Linked DNA regions of Mus musculus: regions 1 and 2 are each linked to region 3. A link is a loop called in an ENCODE intact Hi-C map of the cell type or tissue named here. Cell type or tissue: heart. All regions are shown on one strand. Each heading gives the region's core, and the rest is flanking DNA. Links, peaks and the distances in the headings are about the cores only.

Region 1 (6,529 bases), core at 925-5,924, 150 kb before region 3:
TGTTTGATTAATGAGCAGGCCTGGCCATCCACCTGATATTTACTTCTTAAGAAAAATCTGATAGTGTCTCTATTTGTCACATATGTAGTAAATCCTCCGATATTATGTTTGTTTCTTTGGGGAAATGGTCTGAAAAATAAAACAAACAAATGAGTTTACTACTAAACTAGTTCTAGTACCAAAAAATGGTGGCATTTATGAATATGTATGATTATATTTAGATAACTGTATAATTATAGTCATATTTAAGTTACAATTAGATGTATGAAGTTGATGGCCTCTGAATATATTTGAATATTTGAAGATGCTAGATACATATAAATGTATCTGCAGCATAGTATACCTTCTTTGAACAGAAACATCAAGGTAACTTTTACATGTTAGTTAGAAAGACATAAAACACTGTATTACATTACTACGATCTTTTAGAGGAGCCAGCACTTGGTAAGCTGACTGTCTGTGTAACTGCCAGAATCTGAAATTATTATTTTGTAATAAAAGCTCTCTTGGGTCAGTGAGTTGGTTGCTTCCTTTTAAATTTTTCTTTTAAAAAAATTCTCTGTAGTTGACCTTGTGGTCCACCATTGTGATGCTGAGAAAGGGCTCATTGTTTTCAACTGAGAGCTTCATATAGCCATGACAGACCATCTCAGAAATTACAAGCCATAGGAGGGAGGTGGCCCTTCCACCAGGTGTCACCAGGTAGTTGACAAGGGAAGGTGATGCTGTCTTTGATGCATTTCCCCCATGTTGTCTCCCTGAGAATGGAGTTAGGCGTGCTAGAGTCTCACGTAACACCAAGTTGTATCATTTACTATTCCACACATGCCCCTTACCGGCAGTCAGGGAAACTCAGACGAGAATACTGCATCTAGGACTTGATTGTGATGGCACATGGCAAGATGTCAAGTATCTCCAGAGGTCTTAGATGTTTGGCCTATTGCCATTTGAGAAATGACTTCCCAAGGATATCAGGGAAAACTTCTCAAACTGGCTCTTGAAGTAATTCTTAATGCTTGTCTTGGACAGGTGAAACATCCTATGGTTTTATAGATTCTGCAAGCTCTTTACTGTCTCAGAACTCAAGGAAACTTAATTTCCAGAGCCAGCAAAGATACATTTATATACATATTTTTTTAAAAAAAATGTATTTAGTTTCATTGCTTTATGCTACAAGACTTATCCTTCTCATTAAAAATGCCAGAAACACATCATTAAAATGTTAATTTGATTTGACTTCTTGAGATAAGCATCTAGAGAACATGGTTTGTCCCCAAATGAGTGGGACATGTGGCCCTATAGTGGTGGGTGTGAGAGAAGGGCCTCCACCACCCATCCAGGTTCTGAGCAGACGACATGCTTTCTTCAGCATTCATGATTCTTATTCTCTTGATAAACATTAAATTCATTTCTAAGAGAAAAGTAAAAGTCAAAATATTTTTGGCTGGTAAGCATACGTCTGTGAGCACAGACTTCTTGTTTGTTCTGCCTCCCTCACAACTTCTCTGAGCTGGAATGGGAGAAAGCTCCCTCCAAAAGGATATGACCTTGATTTGCAAATCACCAGCAGGACCAGAGCAAAAGTTAAAACTTTGCAGCCCCGATGTCACAGAAGTATTCCTTTCTATTTGCCAAGAGGGGGAAAAAAAAAGTCCCAACTCATGGCTTGAGACCTTATTGTAAAATGTAAATAACATTTTAATGAGCACCATGGAAGAGTGAGCTGGGCCAGTCGCCCACCACTAAAGGGCTGGATTTACGTGCACCTTGGGTAGTAATGAAACTAGTTTGGTGGTCTTCGCCTCTGTAGTAGACATTTTCCCACATTAGCAAACCAGCACAGGATTTCATGTGATCCCATACAAAGGGCAATTACAGCTCTGCCCAAAACCAGAACTGGAGTGTGGATGGGGTGGCTGGAGGAGAAACCAACAGAGACATAACAGGGAGCCTTTTAACTCAAGTTAAACTCCTGCCTACACTTAAGGAAAAAAGGGGCAGATAATTCCAGGTGCATCTTTCTTTCTGTCCACCTTCTGCAATCTCAAATGCCATCTGAGGAACTGTCCTCTTTTCTACTTCCCTCACTGTCCGTGATCTTCCTTCTCTGAGAAAATATTCTCAAAAGCATGGACTAGAAGCCTGTGCTGACTTCTGATAACTCCAGCTCTTGGGGCTATGAGGGTGAGTACCCATATCCAATGTAGATTTCATGGGAACTGTACTCAGGTCTTTCTTACCACTTCTGATCCCAAATTCATCGTCTCTAACTAGGTATATCTTGCTTTCCCTTAACCCAGGCAGAGCCCAAATTCCTACAGAGAAAATACCCGCCTTCCAGTTTTACACCTGTCTACATGAGATCATTAATGGTAAAATGTCCATCTGATAAGCCACGCTGTGATTACTATTGCTTTTGAAAGTGTAAGTGAGCATTTACAAGACACAGGGAGAAAAGCAACTCCAGACTTAAGTTGCTAGATTCTTGACCTCACCATACTTCGTTCACAGTCGATCTGTTTGGAAAAAGACTCAGCCAGTGAATCTCTTAATGACACTATCTGATTTAAATCCGATAGCCTCTGTGGTAAATTGGGAGTCTGTGTCTTTTTATCGTCACCTTTGGAAAAATTGTTCTAACCCCAAACCATCAAAAACAGACAAGATCCTCAGAGTGGTTCAGGGCCATTCCACTTGGGATGCTAAGGACAGGCAAGCAGTACAAACATCACCCACCTTGGGATGCCCTGACTCAGATATAGAGTTATCAGAGCTTTTGGAACTTTTGGATTTGGGGAGTCATTCATTAAAACACATTTCTTTTCTTTTGATTGCAGGTAGAGTTCCTTGGACAGCCCAGGGAAGGACCTCCACCTTCGTTGCTCCCTTCTCCTGTCCCCCCACCTACCAAAACACAGGAACCCCATCTTCAGACAGAAGGCATGCTGCCTCATGAAGGCTCACAGTTCCAGCCCTTAGAACCATCCAGAGGTTAGACTCAGGTTTGTGTTCCCAGTGGCAGGATAAATGTGCCTTTCTTGGAGCTGAGCCTACTTTGCCCTAAGGTTACATTTCTACACAAGGAAGCCTTTTTAAAGAGTAGTGCTTCAGGCCTCCACACTAACGGTTTGTGTCTGCCATCTTAGAAAAAGGGAGCCCATAATAAAACTACAGGAGCCAGCAATAGAGAATTACAACCCCAGAATGAGAGGGGGTCTGCTTCGGCCCTGCTAAATGCTGAGCCTTGGTCTCTCTGAGGAAGAACAAAAAAGCGGAAGGAATTTAAGTCAATTGTCTCCTGGATTGCCTTAGCAGAGACCAGGAAAACAGGGTGCTTACTAAGGGTCTACTGACTCTTGGCCACTACCCTGGTACTAGACAAGCTGGGAGGGAAACGGTTGGGGGTGGGGCGGGGGTGGGGTGGGGAGAGAAAAGTTCATGTAAGTCAAAGCAGCCTGTGATGTACAAGCATCCAAGCTAGAGGCTATGTGTATGGTGCTGTGACTCAGAGTATAGCCAGTTCATTTTCAGATAGTATGGAACAAATACTACTAAAGATCTCTGGGTGCCCCTGATAGGCAGAAATGGCGAGAACATCAGAAAAAGGGCTGGAACACAGCAAAGGGGCTGGAGGAAAAACAAAGGTAGTGGCTGATAGGTTATCTCCTCCTGGGTCTGAATCCAGGCAGAGAGAGGGGAAGGAAGCCCCCAAGCAGACCGGCCTGCTTTGAAGAGAGAGCACAGGGTTGACAGAGAATAGAGAAGGCACTGCGGCCACCTGTCCAGCAGCTCTGGTTTTGGCAGTGCGGTCCTGATGCCTGCATTGCTGGACCCAGCTTGAGAGCTTCCTAAAATATCCCTGGGGCTGATGCAATAGCAGTTTGTGGCGGAGCTGCATTGCCATGTGGTGATGGAATAACCTGGTGATGTAGAGGGAGCCTTTTAAGTCTTCGTGGGATCTGACCCAACGAGCCCTACTGAGAACAAGCCAGGTGGCACAGTGGTTAGTTCTCCGGTGTGGGAAGAATGGCGTTCCCCTTCACCCATCTACATCACTGCTCAGCCAGGGCATGGCAACTCTCAGGAGGGCAGTCCTGAGCAGTCCTGAGCAGTCCTTTCACAACCCTTCAGCTCTCTGAATGTCAAGAGATGCAAGGTTACCTAGTCCACCTTCACCCTGAAGAGAGCCCCCTGCTCTAGAATACCTTCTGGGTGACGACCAACTTGTGTTAGGGAAAGGAAGAGGAGCCCCTGGTCTGAAAGAAGAACTGAAAGATATTAGGACACAGTAGCACCCTAAGCTAGGCTATGGTCATCTCCAAATAAAAATGGTTGCTCAAGTTCTATGCCAGCTCTGGTTGTGCACAACAATTTGAATTTTCCATTGTGACTTCATCTTGCCAAAGAGTAAAACTCTTTTCTCCCTCTCCCAGGCCATTCTGTCTCTTAGAGGGTCAAGTGGGTCTGGCCCGAAGGGAAAAAAAATCCCCTTTACTAAAATGTAAAGTGCCAATCACCCCTACCTTCATCCCCACCCCTGATGCCCAAAGTGCTCAAAACTAAAATCTGCTGCATCTTTTCAGCAAGTAATCAACACAAGTTGAAAGACACATGCTGTTGCATTTCTGATCAGATTGTATGTGAGGCAGGAAAATATACTGCCCCCGTGCCCCTCCCCGCCTCATTTTAAAACATTTTTTTGGGGGGTGGCTAAATGCATGTCTGTTTAAAGAAGCCACCAGGCAGTGCCTCTCACTTTGTCTTGGCAGGGCACAACCATCAGACGAAGTGGGAGGAAGAAACATTAACTTCAACAGCTGTTTCTTGACCCCGGCTGTCAGTCTTCCCAAGAATAAATTTTGGAGAGTCCTATTTGAAACAAAGAGGGAGTTTTGGGGGAGAGAAAAGTTGGTTGGTTCCAGGGCAGCCGCCCAAAGAAGCAGGGAACAAGATGTTTGCAGTTACCACGCAGCCTGCAAGCCTCTGCCGGGTGCAGGCAAGGAGCAAAGTAACTTGAAAGCTCCCCTCTCGGCGCCCTGTGCCTGCAGCTTCCCCCCCTAACGCGCGCCCAGATCCAGCGCCGGTGGTAAGAGCCGAAGCTCGACTACAGTAATTCCCCAGCTCGGGCGGCTTGAAACTGCTCGGGCTGAATAGCATTTGCTGTTCCGTCCTGTGGCAGCCTCCCGCCGCCGCTGCCGCGCTCCCTGCAAAGCAGCTCTCATTATCCCGGAAGTTGTGCTGACACAGTCTCGCTGCCACCAGAAGTTTGTCAACATCAAACTTCTCCTGTGTGGGGTACGTTCACCTTCCACGAGTATTTAATCGAGCCAACAAGCAAACAAACAAACCCAAATAAACCTGCCCGTGATGTCATGGTCTTTTTTTTTCCCCCCTCTCTCTTTCCTGGAAAGGCTGGGGGCTTTTGGGAATTTGCTGGTGGGCTCTGAGAGCGACTGTGGGTTTCTAGAGGCTGGGTTGGGGCGGGGGGCAGGGACCTGCTCGAGTGGGCAGTGAGAAAGGGGCTGCGGGGCACTTGGGGCTGGAGGCTGGAGGGCTTGCAGAGAGAACTGGGGCCGAGCGGCAGATTGGTCCTGCAGCCTGTTGGCTTCCGCTTGTTTTTGAGGTTGCACCAGTTGGGCGAAGGTGGCTTTGCATCCTAGCCCCGCCACAAAGGTTATTTGAAAGCAGTGGCTAGGCAAAGTAGAAGAGTGCCTCCCCACCGCCTATGCCCACTGTGCATTTAAAACTCTTACAGGACGTTTAAACCTTTTTCGGAATAAAGGGCGTTGAGGTCATAAAATGAATTTTGAGACTTCACACTGCCACACAAGGGGAATCCTGGGATATAACCATTTCTGTCCTTAGTGGGTCTGTTCAGATACCAAGATGAACTCTCTAAACTTCAGACTCCGTGCCCTTTCAGCTCTCCTCTATAGTTTAAGTTGCCAGGCACCTGGTTTGGGTGTTTGTGGTTTACAGTTGCTCCCCACTTAGATGCTTGGTGCTACCCCCAAAGCTAGGGTGAGGAGTGGACAAGGCAGCTGGGATGAACCCTTTCCCTTTCATACATACGTTTAGACATTCCATCCTGCTCAGTTTGGGTGGGCCTGAAAGAACTGAGAGGGAATGGGCCTTCTTGAAGCTTGGGCACCACAGTTTTTCCAGCAAGGGGCTGATGAAAGGAGTTGCTGATCCTGACTTTGGATTTAATTTCTGGGGGCTAGAGCTACTGCATTCAAATCCAGGACCTTAGATAATGGGGGTGATACCCCCCCATTTCCAAGGTTATACACGGGTAACCACAAGGGTCCAGTGTCTCAACAGTGGGCAGACCAAAGCCTGGCTCCTTGAATTGGAGTCGTATCCACAGAAGAGACAGCAGTATTCTTCCCTATCCTCAAAAATAAATTTGAGTGGAAATAAACATCTCCGAAGAGAAATTATCCAACTCTACCCTTGCTGGAACGGGGAGGAAGTTGAATCCACTTAGAGAGCCAGGAGCTAAGTTTTTCTTCTTGCTGGTCTGCTG
Region 2 (6,529 bases), core at 925-5,924, 140 kb before region 3:
AGCTGTGAATCGAGGCGAGGTGGAGGACTCCATCTATGATTCCATATGCAGGAATATTTCCTCCTGGTTGTTAATCTGTCATAGTGTAAAAAGCCTGATTTATAAAGGCTGAAGGGCTTTAGCAGAATAAGGTATGCATGGTTCATACAGTTGGGTTTATTTACAAATAAAACTAGTTGGCGTTTCTGTCTTCGATTTCCTAGTTTCACTAGAATAATTTCCATAGTTTCCTGTTTCTCCTTCAAGAGTGATCACAAGGAAACAATTTCTTTATTCAGCGACGTGAGCTCTGTGCGCATCTGGCTTTGGTTACTTTGTAAGGTAAATATCACTAACCGTTCACTGGATTCTTTGGGGATGGGAGGCACTGGGCTTGTGAAGACAGTCTACTATGAAATACTGGGGGTGCAATGCAGAAGAATGGCAAACAACTGGGTCCCGTCACAGGTAATTGGGTCACTATGGTATTCTTGAAAGTGGAGATTCATTTGAAAAAAAGACTTAAAAAGTATTTTCAATTTACTTTCGGTTACATTTAGGTTATTTTAGTCAGTATGGTTATTAGAATTTTACCCCAGGAATTCAATTAGAACAGAATCCTTTGAAAAAATATATATATTCTCTAATGATTATATACTTTACTAATGAAAGTATAGTCTTTTTTTTTTTTTTTGGTTTTGCTAGTTACATTTTAAATAATGAAATTATTGTAATTATTTTTATTTAAGGGCAAAATATCTGTATAGCTAATAGCCAAAGCTAACCAGAGTGCTTTAAAAATTAATGAATATTTATGAAGTTCAGGAGTAGCACAATACTGCCCCTGCCTGCTTCAGGAAAACAAATGTATTGACTCCGTTCTCCTAAAATAACCACCTTTAGTTATCGATGGTTAAAATAAATTTATTGCTAAAATGATTGTACATGATGTAATTTTTGCAATTCATGAGACTTGGCCCTGTTTACTAGGTTTAGATCTCTTTCCAAAAACTAAATCTGTTTTATCTTTTGACATGCCTGAATGCCATTTCTGTTCATTAATTTCCCATCTCAACATGTTTCTCTCTTAGTTTTCTGGGCTCCCCTCCCCCCTTGTTTTAGCGGTTCAAGTACATGGCTCAGGGTTTTCAGGCCTTCGTTTATAGCTGGTATACAGAAAGTAGCATCGTTACTCAGCACTTCCACTCGTCCTAATTTATCTACACACACTGGAAGCTGCCTGTAACATTTCCCAATGACAGTGACAACTGGACGTCAATAAAAGGACCCCACCCATTTCAACCTTGTTTGTATAAAGTTAATACTTGTGTATATTTCTTCTGTAACAGAGGTAAGGCTATTGGTCTGTTGTTGTTTCGTTTTGTTTTGGTTGTTGTTGGTTTTGGTTTTTTCCTAGCTTGTTAAGACAAGTTTTCTAGGCAGATTGCTGGTTAGCTTTAGGCTAGATTTTTTTTTTTTTTTTTAAATCATTGAACACCAGATAGACAAAGGAAAAGAAATATGATGTGAATTTAAATGATCAAAAATCCATTCTTTTAAGATAATTTTTGGTTCTCTAAGTTCAAAATTCTACAGTTTTTCTTCAAGTGAGTTTGTAACAAGAAAGATAGAATCATTTTCAACAAGCTAGCAAATTTAGGTCAAAATTTTCATTCCCTGTTGGGAGCAGGGTGGGATATGAGAGAGGGAGGGGCTGGAGGAAGGAACGGAGATTCTTGCTTCTGTTTGGAACTTATTGAATCCAAATCTCCGTATGTTTGACACTGATGCACCCTGCTCTGTGTGCCGGGCTCTGTGTGATTCCTGCTTGTTCTCCGTAAGCAGTGCTTAGTGCTACCTGCTAGGTGAAGGTGCTTGTTTGAGAAGATGCCAGGTTTAATCTGAGATTATTCCAGCTGCTCTTGATGTCTATCCTGTAACATGTTTTCACATGTCTAAGGCTTGCTGCTGCAGCTCAAAAAACAAAAAACAAACAAAACAAACAAACAACAGGAGCAAACAACAACAACAACAAAAACAAAAACCCTCAAACCTGTGTTGATACATAATTTATGTGTTTAGCCAAGAATGCGTTGTATGATAAGATTAGATAGGAGATACTCTAAAATCCTAAATAAATTAGCAAACTCTTGATAATAATTATAGTTTGATGTCTTAGTAACCACACTAGCAGAGTAGCCATTTTCCCTTCTAAAGTTGTCATGAACTTTCTTTGACCATGAAGATAGTAAAGGGAAGTTTACAGCTTGGACTTAACTTCATCTGGAACTGGTCTGGAATGAAGCTAGGCTTTGCATCCTAGACTAGGGGGGTCATAGTTTCGATTCCCATTGCCCATGGCAGGATGTTTAATTTCACTCCTGTGACTTAAAGACTTTATAGTGACGTTTGAAGAGTGGAATGTGGAAAGTATCTCCAGTTCATAGCAAAGTGGGGATTAGATGAATAATGCTCCACGTGACACTTTGCCCAGGACTTGTCACTGAGATAACTGGGAGGCATGCCACTGTGTCAGATGTGCCCAAGTCAGAGATTGTGCTGGTCTCTCACTCTGGCAATTATTTTTGAGCATGCGATGTGTTTTGGGGTCCTGTAGTTCTTTCTTTCCAAATCTGCTGAATATAAGGTAAAATGAGATTTTTTTTTTTTCTAATTGTCTTTTCTGCAACCTAGACTTGTTTTCTAAAAACCCAGACTGGGTATCCTGCTGTTTACAGGTGGAAACAGAGTTCCGAAAAAATCTTGCTTATGATTTTGGGGAAAAGTTATATTTCCTCCATATAGATTTATGTCTGAAAGCCAAGTGCCGCTTTTAGGAAAGAAAAAAAAGAAGTTCTGGTTTTGTTAATAAACAATACTAACTCAGTTCAAGATGGCCTCTGGGAATTAGATATGGAAGGCTTAGGCTGCTCTGATTTAAATGTCTGAGGTCTGCAGCACATGCGATGGCCACCCACCTAGTGGCTACATAGAATGTTTATTTTCTATAATTTCCTGATTTCTTTCAAATGTGTGTGTGTGTGTGTGTGTGTGTGTGTGTGTGTATCGAGTCTCTGTGCTTGGGAGCCTTGTAAATCTTTTCCTTGTCTCTTCTCTCTATCATTACAAAGCACCCCCACCTCCAGAGTTTTGTCTCATCGGGCCTCCTCTGGAGCTCCAGTATGTGGTTGTGGAGTGGTGGATACCACCCTAGGGACACAGATTGTCTGCTTTGATGGCCACTCACATGGTCTTTAAGGCCCAAGGTAGCCTTTATTTATTTCCCCAATATCCCATCTCAGAAAGGTTATTTTTACCAAATGATCTCAAGGGTAGAGATGTTCTAGAATAGGCATTCAAACTGAGGCTACACACAGGCTGTGGTTCCTGGAGAATCCACCACTCAGGGCCCCAAAGCCCTCTAAAACATTTTATGAACACTAGAGGGCTCACGATGAATCCCCCAATGCCTTTAAAAGTCCCAGAACCCCAATTAGCTAGTGCCTGTAACTACATCAGGCCCATTTCTATTGTAAGGGCAAAAAGAAGCTTTGGGGTAGGCTAAAAATGACAAGGATGGATGTCTCCCATCCTACCACTCCAAGGAGAAGACTATAGGACAAGCAGCTGAAAGGACACATACCCAGACCAGACTCTTGACGACTCCTGGGCAGTGGGCCAAGCACTGGACCAAGCACTGGGCATGGCTCCAGAGGCTGGGTCCCTGCCCAGGGCACTTACTGGTTCAGAGCCAGCAGAAAAGAGCAGTCTTGGCAGCAGGCAAGTGAGTTGAACAGATTGGGAAAGAGCAGAACCAAGCAGTCCAGGGCACTGTCTCACTAGGTCTGATCAGCCCACCAGCAGTGGGGATGGAGCCTCAGGCCTCCTGCTGCCTGGAAGTGGAGCTATGGGAGGTGGGGCTGGAAGTAGGATCCAGTCCCAGGAGTGGACAACACCCAGTGGCCCACCTCAGGGAAGCAGGAGAGAGATAGAGCATCATCATGCTGGAGAGAAAACCTTGGCGTGGTATCCTTCAGTGACATAGGATGTCTCAGACTAGCTTAGTGTATCAGTTTCATGCACCCCTGAGAGCCGAGTGGGTCCAAAGGTCAGGGTTCCCCAGTGCCCCTCTGCTGTGTAATGTCTATAAAATGTTGGGGCGCCCAGCTGAGAGGCTTCTTTGAGAGAGGAATGAAAATCTTTCCATCCTATTAGTTCATTTCTCCTTTTCAGTTCTTACACTAATTTTATAAGGGAACACACACAGACACAGACACACACAGAGAGACACACACAAATACACACAGACATAGACACGCACACAGATATATACACACAGACATACACACACACACACACACACACACACACAAGAACACACAGAGACACACATACAGACATACATACACACAGAGACACCCACATACAGACACAGACATACACATACACAGGCAGACAGAGACACACATACAAGTACACAGAGAGACACCCACACACAGACACCCACATATAGACAGACAGACAGACAAACACACACACACACACACACACACACAGACACACACACAGAAACACACATACACACACAGGCTCACACACAGAGACAAACACATAGAGACATACAGACATCCCCCCACACATACACACAGACACAGAAAGGCCTCAGGACAGCAGCGAGATAACCAAGAAAGGCTGGGAGGCCACCCACCTCCCACACTATAACACATCCCTGCTATTGCTATGAGCCACTGTGGCTCTTCTTTAAGGATGAAAAGGTGGGAAGCCATTCTTCCCTACTCCTAAAGGAAGATAAACAGGCAGTTTCAGAAATTTGTGGACATGGAGGAATGAATATAGGCAATGGTTTGGAGCCAACAGAACAAGAAAGAGAATCAAGTATGGGCTCCAGTTGGGCTTGAGTAATGGAAGACTTCAGCTGGCAGCTCCCATGGCTAACTGGAGAAATGCTTTTCCTTTTCTTTGAAAACAGCTACCAGACAGTCATGGTGGCACAAGCCTGTAAGCTCAGCAATTCCTAGGCTGAGACAGCAGATAAGACCAGTCTGGGTCCATGGTGAGACCCCGAGTTACCAAGCAGGCCAAGTCAGACCTAAAATCAGATCCTGACTATGTGGTAGAGAGGACTCTGTTTAGGGATTTGTTTTTAGGAGATCTCATAAGTGCTTTTTACATGTGCTAAATTCTGAGAGCCACAGACACATAGTTTAAGAAAAATATCTTCCTCCTTTTTTTTTTTAACTCATGAGAAAAATAGACTTTCCTTTCTTCTGCTATTTTTGGAAGCTTTATAATCTCTTGGTGGGATGCCTTTCTTTCTGTTTACCTTCAGATAAGATGGATTTCATGTTGGTAGAGCTGGCAGGAGAGGGTTACTGAAATGTCCTAATATGTCCACTAATAACCACAGTAGCCAAAGATTTCAGAATTCAGCTTTCTAAGTACTTAAATGTGCTAACTCCATCTTACAGATAGAAAAATGGGCACAGGCAGGTGAGACCTCATGCCTAGATCTGGTTGTGTGGGAAAATTCGATTGCAAAACAGGAAAGGGACAAGATGCCTCAAATCAGTGTGCTCGAATCAAGTCACTTAACCTCTCCTTCATTGGGCAGACTCCTTGAGTTAACTCATAGATTGTATTAGGAAGCCATTCCGTGGTTTCTACACACTGTTCTTGTTTGAGACCTCGGTGAACAGGTGAAAAGAAATCTCAAAGCTAGGCCCTGTTGCTGGGTTTATCTAGTGTTGATCTGGATGGTATTTGAAAATCATTTCTAAACACTCAAACCAACCGATAGAATATCTCTAAATGAACGGACATGAAAATCCAAAAAACAATTTCTTAAAAGAAAAAGCAATAAGTAGCTGCGATCCTACACGGCCTCTCTAGAGCTTTGAAGCTGGTTTTAAGAAATTGATTTGGTTCCATCCTTGCTTTATGAAGGGCCATAAAGCCTGCCTCCTCTTCCTGGCTCAGCTCCCTAGACAGGATTTCCAGCACTCGCTAGCACAGCTTTGCTCCTGTTGTTCCCAAGCTGAGAACACACCTTTCTGATGGGAGTGTTGCAGTTCAGTCCTCCTTGCACACTGCAGATGGTATCTTCTGTGGGAAGCCCCCTCATCCCACTTCCCCGGGGAAGCTTACTGTTCTCTGGGCTCCCACAAAACACAGCTACTCCGGGTTCCAGCGCTGTAACAAGACAAGAGGCTGCAACGGTTTGTCTCAGGAGCTCTTCCAGGCCAGCCAAACGCTGTGATTTACTTATCTTTATGAATGTCACGAACCAGCAAAGTCTACAGCGTATTTTAAGTGCTATATAACACTTGTTAAATGAATGAAAAGGTTTAAGTGGTGTGGGTTATTATTATTTTTTTATTAGAGTGAGGTGGGCTGTACAAGGGCATCACACTGGTTTTTAGGCAGCCAACCTAGAATTCTCTGTCATTCACTGTGATAAAAGACATGATCCTGAAGAAGTGGACATGATTTTATGCACATAAACTTCCTGCTTTTTCTGCAGTAGTATAAG
Region 3 (8,168 bases), core at 1,823-6,822:
AGTCTTTTTCATATCATGCTGACTGCTGTCCTCTAACCCTCCGCTGCTGACCACAACCCAGTGTGCCTGACTGGATCCAAGGATATTTCAGACTGGTGCAATCTCCAGGCCAAGCATCGCATCTGCCAGTAACCTCAGGCTAAGCAGCTTCGTTGAGACAAGTGGAATTCATAAATCTCTTGGAAAGCACCGTAGTTCCTTATTGGTCTTTTCAATGCTGAATTTTGTCCACTGATGGCTACATCATTCTGTAGAGCATTTGCACTAGGAGACCCTGAGCAATCAGCCAAGTAAAACTCCAGCATTTCCTCAGTGGCCAGACTCAATATCTGACTCTGAGAAGCTCGGTATGTTCTTTGTGCATTGAGCAAGCATCAGAAACAAGTTTATATGGTGAGCACTTTGCCTTCTCTTTATCATACACTGAACAGTGTAAATAATTAAAGAACTCATAGTAGAAAACAGTCATGTGTTACACACACACACACACACACACACACACACACACACACACACACAGCACTCCTCAGCTATGGAGAGCTTTACTCCACTTTCAGCCTTCTAACAACCCATGTAGTTATAATAGGACTGGACAACTCTTATAGCATCCTCTTTCTTCTCCGTCATCATTCATTGTGCCTACATAGTTAGAGGATCTGTTCCTCCATTTGGTAAAGTCTGAACCCAACTGGAATATTCTTTATGGCCAGTTCCTAGTTGCAGAACTAGTTGTTTTTTTAAAGAAACCCAAGACTGTTCTGGTTGGTGTTTTGTTTTGTTTTCCTTACAGTTGGAAACAATTTACACCTTGCCGAAAACATGTAACTGTAGAAAATGGGGCTCTATTTTGATTCTGAAAGACTGTGACCACCCTGGGCTTTACTACCAAGATTTTCTTTCTTTTTTTTTTGTTTTTGTTTTTTTGTTTTGTTTTTGTTTTGTTTTTTGTTTTTGTTTTTTTGAGACAGGGTTTCTCTGTATAGCCCTAGCTGTCCTAGAACTCACTTTGTAGACCAGGCTGGCCTCGAACTCAGAAATCTGCCTGCCTCTGCCTCCCGAGTGCTGGGATTAAAGGCATGCGCCACCACGCCCAGCTACTACCAAGATTTTCATAATTATCACTACAAATGCAAGTATGGCTTCTATAAATCTTTTAACTACTAGAGTGAGCCTTTCAAAACATCGAGTTCCTCCAGGATGAACGACAACTCAGTTCTAAACTATCTTCAAGTGCTTGAAAGAGAAAAATGTCCCTTGAAATAGAACATAGGCAGCATTTACTAGATAGTCTGATCATTATTTAAGTTGTTCAAATAGGGTTTGGTATACAAGATGATTTTCCTAGTACAAACTAGACCCTCAAAAATGAGATCCTCGAGCCAAATGTTTTGGGGACTGAGGCAGGAGGATTGCTCACATGTGTTTGTCCATGGTAAGCTGGCTATTTAGTGAATTCCAAGTCAGCCTGGGCCCAAAAATATATCCAATAACAGAAGACAGTAACTGTAGTCTCCCCTCCCCCAGCCTGAAACCTGCTTGCTCAGGGGTGGAGCTTCCCACTCAATCGTTCTGCCACGCCCACTGCTGGAACCTGCCGCTTTGCTGTTTGGAGCCATACACGTGGTCACCCTGCTACTGGACTCCAAGATTAATTGGCGGGAATCGGCCCCCTTCCCCTGCTTCATAACTGCGTGCAGAACAGTAAAATTGAGCTTTGATCAGAATGCCTGTCTTAGCTGCATTTCTTTTTCTCATCGCCTAGCCCCTCTTCTCTTCCAGGTTTCCAAAATGCCTTTCCAGGCTAGAACCCAGGCTGTGATCTGCCGGCCGGACACAAGAAGTAAGGACAACAGTAAGAAGTTCAAACCCACAAATGTCAGTCCTGTGGCTAATTCTGTAGGTTACAACAAAGAACATGGTCCTCGCTGTGTAGACTAGACTGGATTCCCACTCGCAGCAGCATGGGTTGCTGTCTGAATGCTATGATGAGCAGGTAGCAGCTGCCACACCTGGTTTGCAGGATCATTTTCTTAGTTAAAGACTTAATTTCTTTGTAGAAAAAAAGTGGCTTACAGTGAATTGAACAGTTAGCACAGAATTTTCTCATTCCACATATAGAAAGAATTTCACCCAAACGATGTACCAATTTTTGTATATCAATATTCACATGGTCCATAATTGACCTGTGGATTTGTTTTCAGTGGTGTTCAGTTTTGTTTTTTTAAATTTTTACTTATTTATTATTATTATTATTATTATTATTATTATTATTATTATTATTATTATTTTGAGACAGGGTTTCTCTGTGTAGCCCTGGCTGCCCTGGAACTCACTCTGTAGACCAGGCTGGTCTCGAACTCAGAAATTAGCCTGCCTCTGCCTCCCAAGTGCTGGGATTAAAGGCGTGCGCCACCACTGCCCGGCTATGGGTTTTGTTAGACATATAGCATCATGCAGCCACACAATCGAGCATCAATGTACAGGCTCGCTACCGGAGCATGCTTCCTATACAGTGTGTTTTCATGTCTCCTCTCGACTGCCCTGGCAAACTGGAAATCAGCCGTCTCTCCTCTCTAGGCTTGCTTGCTTTATTCTGTTATGCATTTGGCTGTGCACTGAGCATATGCAGCTTCAAGATCACACTCTTTCCATTTTCTTTCTCTCTCCTCTTCCTCCTTGTCCACACTCCTCTGTTTCTGTGGGTGGAACTCAGGGCCTCAGACAGGCCAGTCAAGTGTTTTACCTGTTAGGTAAAATACTATCAGTATTTTGGGGGCTGAGGCAGAATATTCAAATATGACGGGTAAGCAGTCGTAGTCGCTAGTTCATTTGAGCTTTCCTCCTCTTATTTTGTGATTGCTTCATTGTTTTATTCAATGACTACTCATTTGGAGTCTTATATGAATCTAAGGATGCTAGAAACCACGCCCTCAGGAACTTTACCATGCTGTGTGCAAACACCGACTAGAACCGTGGTACAGGGAAATGCACTGAGGTGACGTGACTTACATCCTATTTTTTTGTCTACCATAGGTGAATCATGTCATTTGAAACTGGCTCTGGTATAGAATGCCGGGCTTAAGCTAATGTGGTATAATTTGTGGTACGTATTCTAAAATTTTGAGTACAATAGTATGGTAAATTAATGATTCTTATTTTTACATGGGCAGGTTTTTTTTTTTTTTGGTAATTTTTACTTTATTTTTAGAAAATAATAAAGCAGACTTGGCTGCTCTAGAATTTCCTCTATAGCCCAGATTGGCCTTGAATTCCTCTTGCCACCACCCCCTATTACTTCACTGAGTGCTGGGGTTATAAGCATGAGCTGCCATACCCTACAAATAACTTCTTATCCTTCAAAACAAACTAACACGTCAAATAGAAGCAGGTTAAGATGTTCCAAGCTTTAATCCTAACACTTAGATGTAGAAGTATTTACAGTTCCAGGCTAGCCTAGGCTACAGATTCCTTCTAATTAAAAAATAAATTAAATTAGGTGCTACCAATTAATTAATAGTTGCTCAAAAAAGTTAAAGTTCATTTTTACAAAACTGTTTTAAAACTATTTTGTGTGTGGCAAAATGTCACTTTTTTTGGTTTTTGTTTTGACAAACAAAATAGTGGTTTAATCATCAATAAAACCAACAATCAGAAACTACCATCCTTCTACCATCCTTCTAACTTCTAAGCCCCTTTTAAAGTTAGCCCCTTCCCCATCTTTTGCCAGTGGTCACTACAGATCTATGTTCTGTCCAATTATAAAACAAACTCAGAACACATACACACACACACTGTTAACCTTTTATTTCGAAACAATATGGACTTACAGGAAATTGCAAAACCATTACCTAGAGTCCCAGGAATTTATTAGCTACTTAACATGGTAATCTTACACTACTTGCTCAAGACCAAAATTTCCCTTTTCACATTTGAAGACAGCAGTTTCATTTTGCCTGTTTCTTTTCTAAGAAATACTGTACTGTTTAAAGGACCAGACATGCTTTTCCTGAGATATTCTATCGGTCCCCATAACCCCTAAGACTCCTACATCTTCTGGTATTTTCCTTGGCCCTACCATTGCCTCTTGGTTTCATTTTACTGATTGGTATTTTCTGATTTTTGTGCTGCAAATGATACAGTTACTAGCATTCGAATTCCTAACTTCTCGCCCCAGCCTTAAATGGGTGGCAGTGACCACCTCATTTAGCTGGTACTGCTCTCTAGGCTCTTGGGGATGCTCGCGGCCCTCATCCTGGCTCGCACTCTACTTGTCACGAGTCCCCTGTTTATAGCCAGGCGTCTAGAATGACTGCGTGTGGGGAAGGGAGTGCAGATACCCTGGCTCGGGGTTGCCCCTGCCTGGCCGAGAGCACCAAGCGGGTTAGGCTCCGGGAAAGTGAAGGCTGCTGGCGCCCGGGTTGCAGGAAGGTCTCGCCCGGACGTCACCGTGCAGCCCCACTGCGCATGCTCACCGCAGCGCGGGCAGAGCTCCTCCGCTGCCGTGTCGCTCCTGCGGTCCCGGCCCCGCCCCGTCCCTCCCCGCTCCGCCCCGTGCGCGCCGCCGGCTCCAGGTCAGGGCGAGCGAGCGGGGTGAGTACACCTAACCTCGGCGACCTAACCACGGCGGTACCTCCGCCGCTGCCTGCAGCCCTCGCCCGCCTCCTGGGACCTGAGAAGGGTGGAGGATCGGCCAGCCAGTAACAGGCCTGGGAGGTGGGCGCGGGCCGCCCAGGCGACCTTTCCACCTTGTGCTAGGAATGTGCTCACGTGACCTTGAAACAAAGGAAGTTAAGTGACTGGCAGGCTTTTCAGATTTGCAGCCAACACAACCTCCTCCCCCCATAATCTATAAAACCGGGAAGGTGGGGGAGGGGGGCGGAGATAAAGGACTAGTTAACTGATTTATAGAAGCCATACTTGCATCTATAGTGATAATTATGAAAATCTTGGTAGTAAAGCCCAGGGTTTCAGAATCAAAATGGAGCCCCATTTTCTGCAGTTACATGTTTTCGGCAAGATGTAAATTGTTTCCAACTGTAAGGAAAAAACAAAACAAAACAAAACAAACCAACCAGAACAGTCTTGGGTTTGTTTTTGAGAGAGATTTGTACTATGTAGCCCACGCTGGCCTGGAACTCTAAACAACCCTGCCTCTGTCACACAAGTGTTGGGATTCCTAGTGGGCACTCTCATGCCTGTTTTACCTATCTTGAGCCTCTTGCCTCAGCCTCTCCTCAGAGAAGCTGAGTTTATAGACCCCCATCTCAGGTTACAGGGGCCATCAGCTTCCCTCCAGTGCTTGTGTTCATGTTTTAAGTTCTCTTTGACAATTGGCTTCCTCTTTCTAAGTGCAATAGTTCTTTTCCAAAGGCTTACTTTGGGTCATTATAATGTGACAGTGGCCCCCACTGTGGTGATGAAAGTGAACATTTATGATGGTTAGGGTTGGAGAACACAGACCCTGTGCAGGACTCAAGTCTATTTTAGGATTCCAGGTACCATTGCTCCTCATTGCTTCCAAAGTGTCCGATATTGACAGGAAAAAATGACACAGAATGAAAAACTTAGCAGAAAAAAAAAAATTCAGAGCAACAAGGGAGTTAAAAGTCTCACAGAGCAGTTTTAAAGACGTCATGCCTGAGCTTGATGGCCTATCCCTCTCACCCAAGTGTGGGGCAATGGGCTATACACACCCCAGCCTGGCATAGCTAGAGGCAGAGCTACCTCCATTTTGAGGCTAGCCTGCACTATGCATGGCTAGATCCTGTCTCAATGAGCAAAAAAAAAAAAAAAAAAAACCCAGAAAGTTGTTATTTATATTTTAATGGAAGAAACTAGAGTAAATAGTTCTAAGCTGGATTCATTTGAATATGGAATATTTCAAGATTAGGGTGTAGATCTTACTATACAAAGTGGGGATATCTAAGACAGTGCTTTAAAAATTATATCTTTCCCTGTCTAGATTTTCTAGATTAGGCTAGCCTTGAGCTTCCTGGACAGCTAGGGCTGACCTTAAGCTGATCCTGTCTCCACTTCCCAAGTTCTGTGTGTATTAAACACAATGCCCAGTTTATGTGATGCTGGGAATTGAACTCAGGCCTTTGTGCAGGCTAGGCAACCATGCTGCCAACTGTACCACACTACCCCCACAGTTTTATATTTTAGACAGGGTCTTACTGAGTCCAGTCTAGTCTAGAACTCACCATCATGTTGCCTCTAGAGCATAAACATCTACTACCATGCCCAGAACAAATTATATCTTGATAGCACTTTTTAACGTTCAATAAATTTCTTAGAAACATAAGCATCCCTTTAGGAAAAACAGTAAAGCTTACATAAGTAGAGAGTTTCAGAGTGAGGATGATTTAAATATTATCTTGAGGCCTTAAGATGTGCTTTGGACCTCGGAGGTTATGTTTGAATCACAAGTATAATCAACATCCAAAAGAAAGAGCTATAGAGATTACCTGGTGATGGTACGTTGACAACAGGCTATAAAAACAATTGGAAAGTAGGATAAGAGGATATTGTGCTCTTCTTGACCTTTTACTACACTGGGTCACTGGTCTGTAGTGCCAAGGGGGCATGGCTACTTCAAGCTTGCCCTTGAAGTTAGGGTGACTTCATATCACCGAGCACTATCTTTCCAAGAAGAGCTTTCATCTGCCTCTTGGTGCTCTGGAACCCACCACGGTTTGCTACTGCTTACTGTTTTAAGTGGACTCTCTTGAGTGTGAAGGCTCCTTGTAACCTGCTTACTTCCTGTTCCCCAGAGTTTATTGTAGTCCTCAATCCACTCTGAGTCGTTTCAACCTATTTCCAGGTTCCTGATTGCTCTGTCTACATCTTTTTCAGTGCTATAAAGCTCTTTTCAGTCATAGTTCCTGGACTAGTTGGAATCTTACTTCCTCCAGAGCATAGGCTGTGGGTCTTGGCTGTTCTTGGCTGTTACTGCCTTTAACTGCTATAGCCAGCTGCTTTTCCTGTATCTCAGCTTTCTCATCTATAGAGAAAATTATAGTAACACTCTAAAAGATGCTATGTGGATTTTAGTTACCATGGTTTTTTACATAGGAAAGGCTAAATAATGCTATTTTTAATTATTACATCAATAACCCATATTAATTCTTCAAACAGTGATTGTATAGTTTATCATTGATTTTATTGTATTTTATTTGTGTTCTTTCAGCTTGGAAGTCTTCATATAAAGTTGATTACCCACTGTGGAAAGCAAAGCCATGATTTATTCTTATTTATACCTTTTCTTTTAAAAGTCTCAAATCTCTCAGGATGATATTGAGGGCTCACTATTTTTTCTTCCTATCTTGTTATCAGGTTTCTTTTATATTAGCCATTTTATCTGTGCTGCTTATAATTTTAAATTCATGTCCTGTCTGTCCCAAAAGTATTTGAGCTGACTTATAACCCATAAATGATATAAAAACAAAGATAAATCCTGGTCATGAAGATATGAAGCTTGAGTAAAAAGATATTAGGACGAGTGACACAGAAATACATCCTGTATGGGGCTGCACATTTTTTTTCTACTTTTTTTTTAAGCTTACACAAAGCAATCTATTAACAGAAAATAATTTGAGAAGTCTTGTTCACAGACGGCCACCACAATGACCCCCTCCCCCTTCCTTCGAGTGCTGTCAAGGGGATGGGGGTGATATCCTCAATCCACCAAATCTTCATCTCAGAACGAGCAAGAGCTCTGAGGGCTGACTGGTCCAGGGGTCTTGGTCCTGTTTCCTCCTGTGGCCCAGAGTTTGATGTGCAGGACAGTGATGCCCAGCTCCTTGCACCTCTGGGCCACATCCTGGGCAGCCAACATGGCTGCATACGGAGAGGACTCATCTCGGTCAGCCATCACCTTCATTCTGCCAGTCACTCCGCAGATGGTTTGCTTGCCACAAAGATCCGTGACATGGTCCAGGGTGTCATCGAAGGATGCAAAGATGTGGCAGGCAACAAATACATTCCCTCCTTCAGCCACCTGAGGTCCAAGGCTGATGACCTGTTCTTCCTTCTTTTGTTTCCCCTTGTGAGGTGCCATTTCTGAACGTGCTCCCCAGACTCCTCCACCAGAACTTTTTTCTACTTCCATACAGTCACAGAGGCAGTCACAGATGGAGTTCTGAGCTTCATGATGGTCAAAGGAAAGA

Evidence for each region. A loop is a pair of places that touch in the nucleus more often than their neighbours do. Peaks named below come from ENCODE experiments on the same cell type or tissue, not always from the same donor. Only the 100,000 strongest peaks of a DNase experiment are listed, where the experiment ranks them.
Region 1: it touches region 3 in a loop (4-fold over the local background); 15 of 42 quality-filtered maps call a loop at or near these places.
Region 2: a loop joins it to region 3, with 4 times the contacts of the local background. A loop is called at or near these places in 15 of 42 quality-filtered maps.

What each region holds. Positions count from the first base shown.
Region 1 is chr13:91,369,665-91,376,193 of GRCm38, reverse strand. A830009L08Rik (RIKEN cDNA A830009L08 gene) reads left to right here. Exons shown (of 3, transcript NR_045161.1): 2 at 2,838-3,002; 3 at 4,770-6,529. Among named protein-coding and RNA genes, the nearest start is that of A830009L08Rik, 15 kb to the left of the region's middle. In heart, for the core only: a CTCF peak has its summit at 3,805; DNase peaks (open chromatin) are centred at 1,883, 3,843 and 5,133; H3K4me3 peaks cover 1,760 bases; H3K27ac peaks cover 3,513 bases.
Region 2 is chr13:91,362,653-91,369,181 of GRCm38, reverse strand. A830009L08Rik (RIKEN cDNA A830009L08 gene) reads left to right here. Exons shown (of 3, transcript NR_045161.1): 3 at 1-192. Among named protein-coding and RNA genes, the nearest start is that of A830009L08Rik, 22 kb to the left of the region's middle. In heart, for the core only: a CTCF peak has its summit at 3,417 (motif pointing right); a DNase peak (open chromatin) is centred at 3,701; H3K27ac peaks cover 631 bases.
Region 3 is chr13:91,220,361-91,228,528 of GRCm38, reverse strand. It overlaps Atg10 (autophagy related 10), which reads left to right and starts at 4,542. Exons shown (of 8, transcript NM_025770.3): 1 at 4,542-4,590. It also overlaps the pseudogene Gm17450. In heart, for the core only: no CTCF peak of the experiment used is centred there; a DNase peak (open chromatin) is centred at 4,508; H3K4me3 peaks cover 1,508 bases; H3K27ac peaks cover 1,839 bases.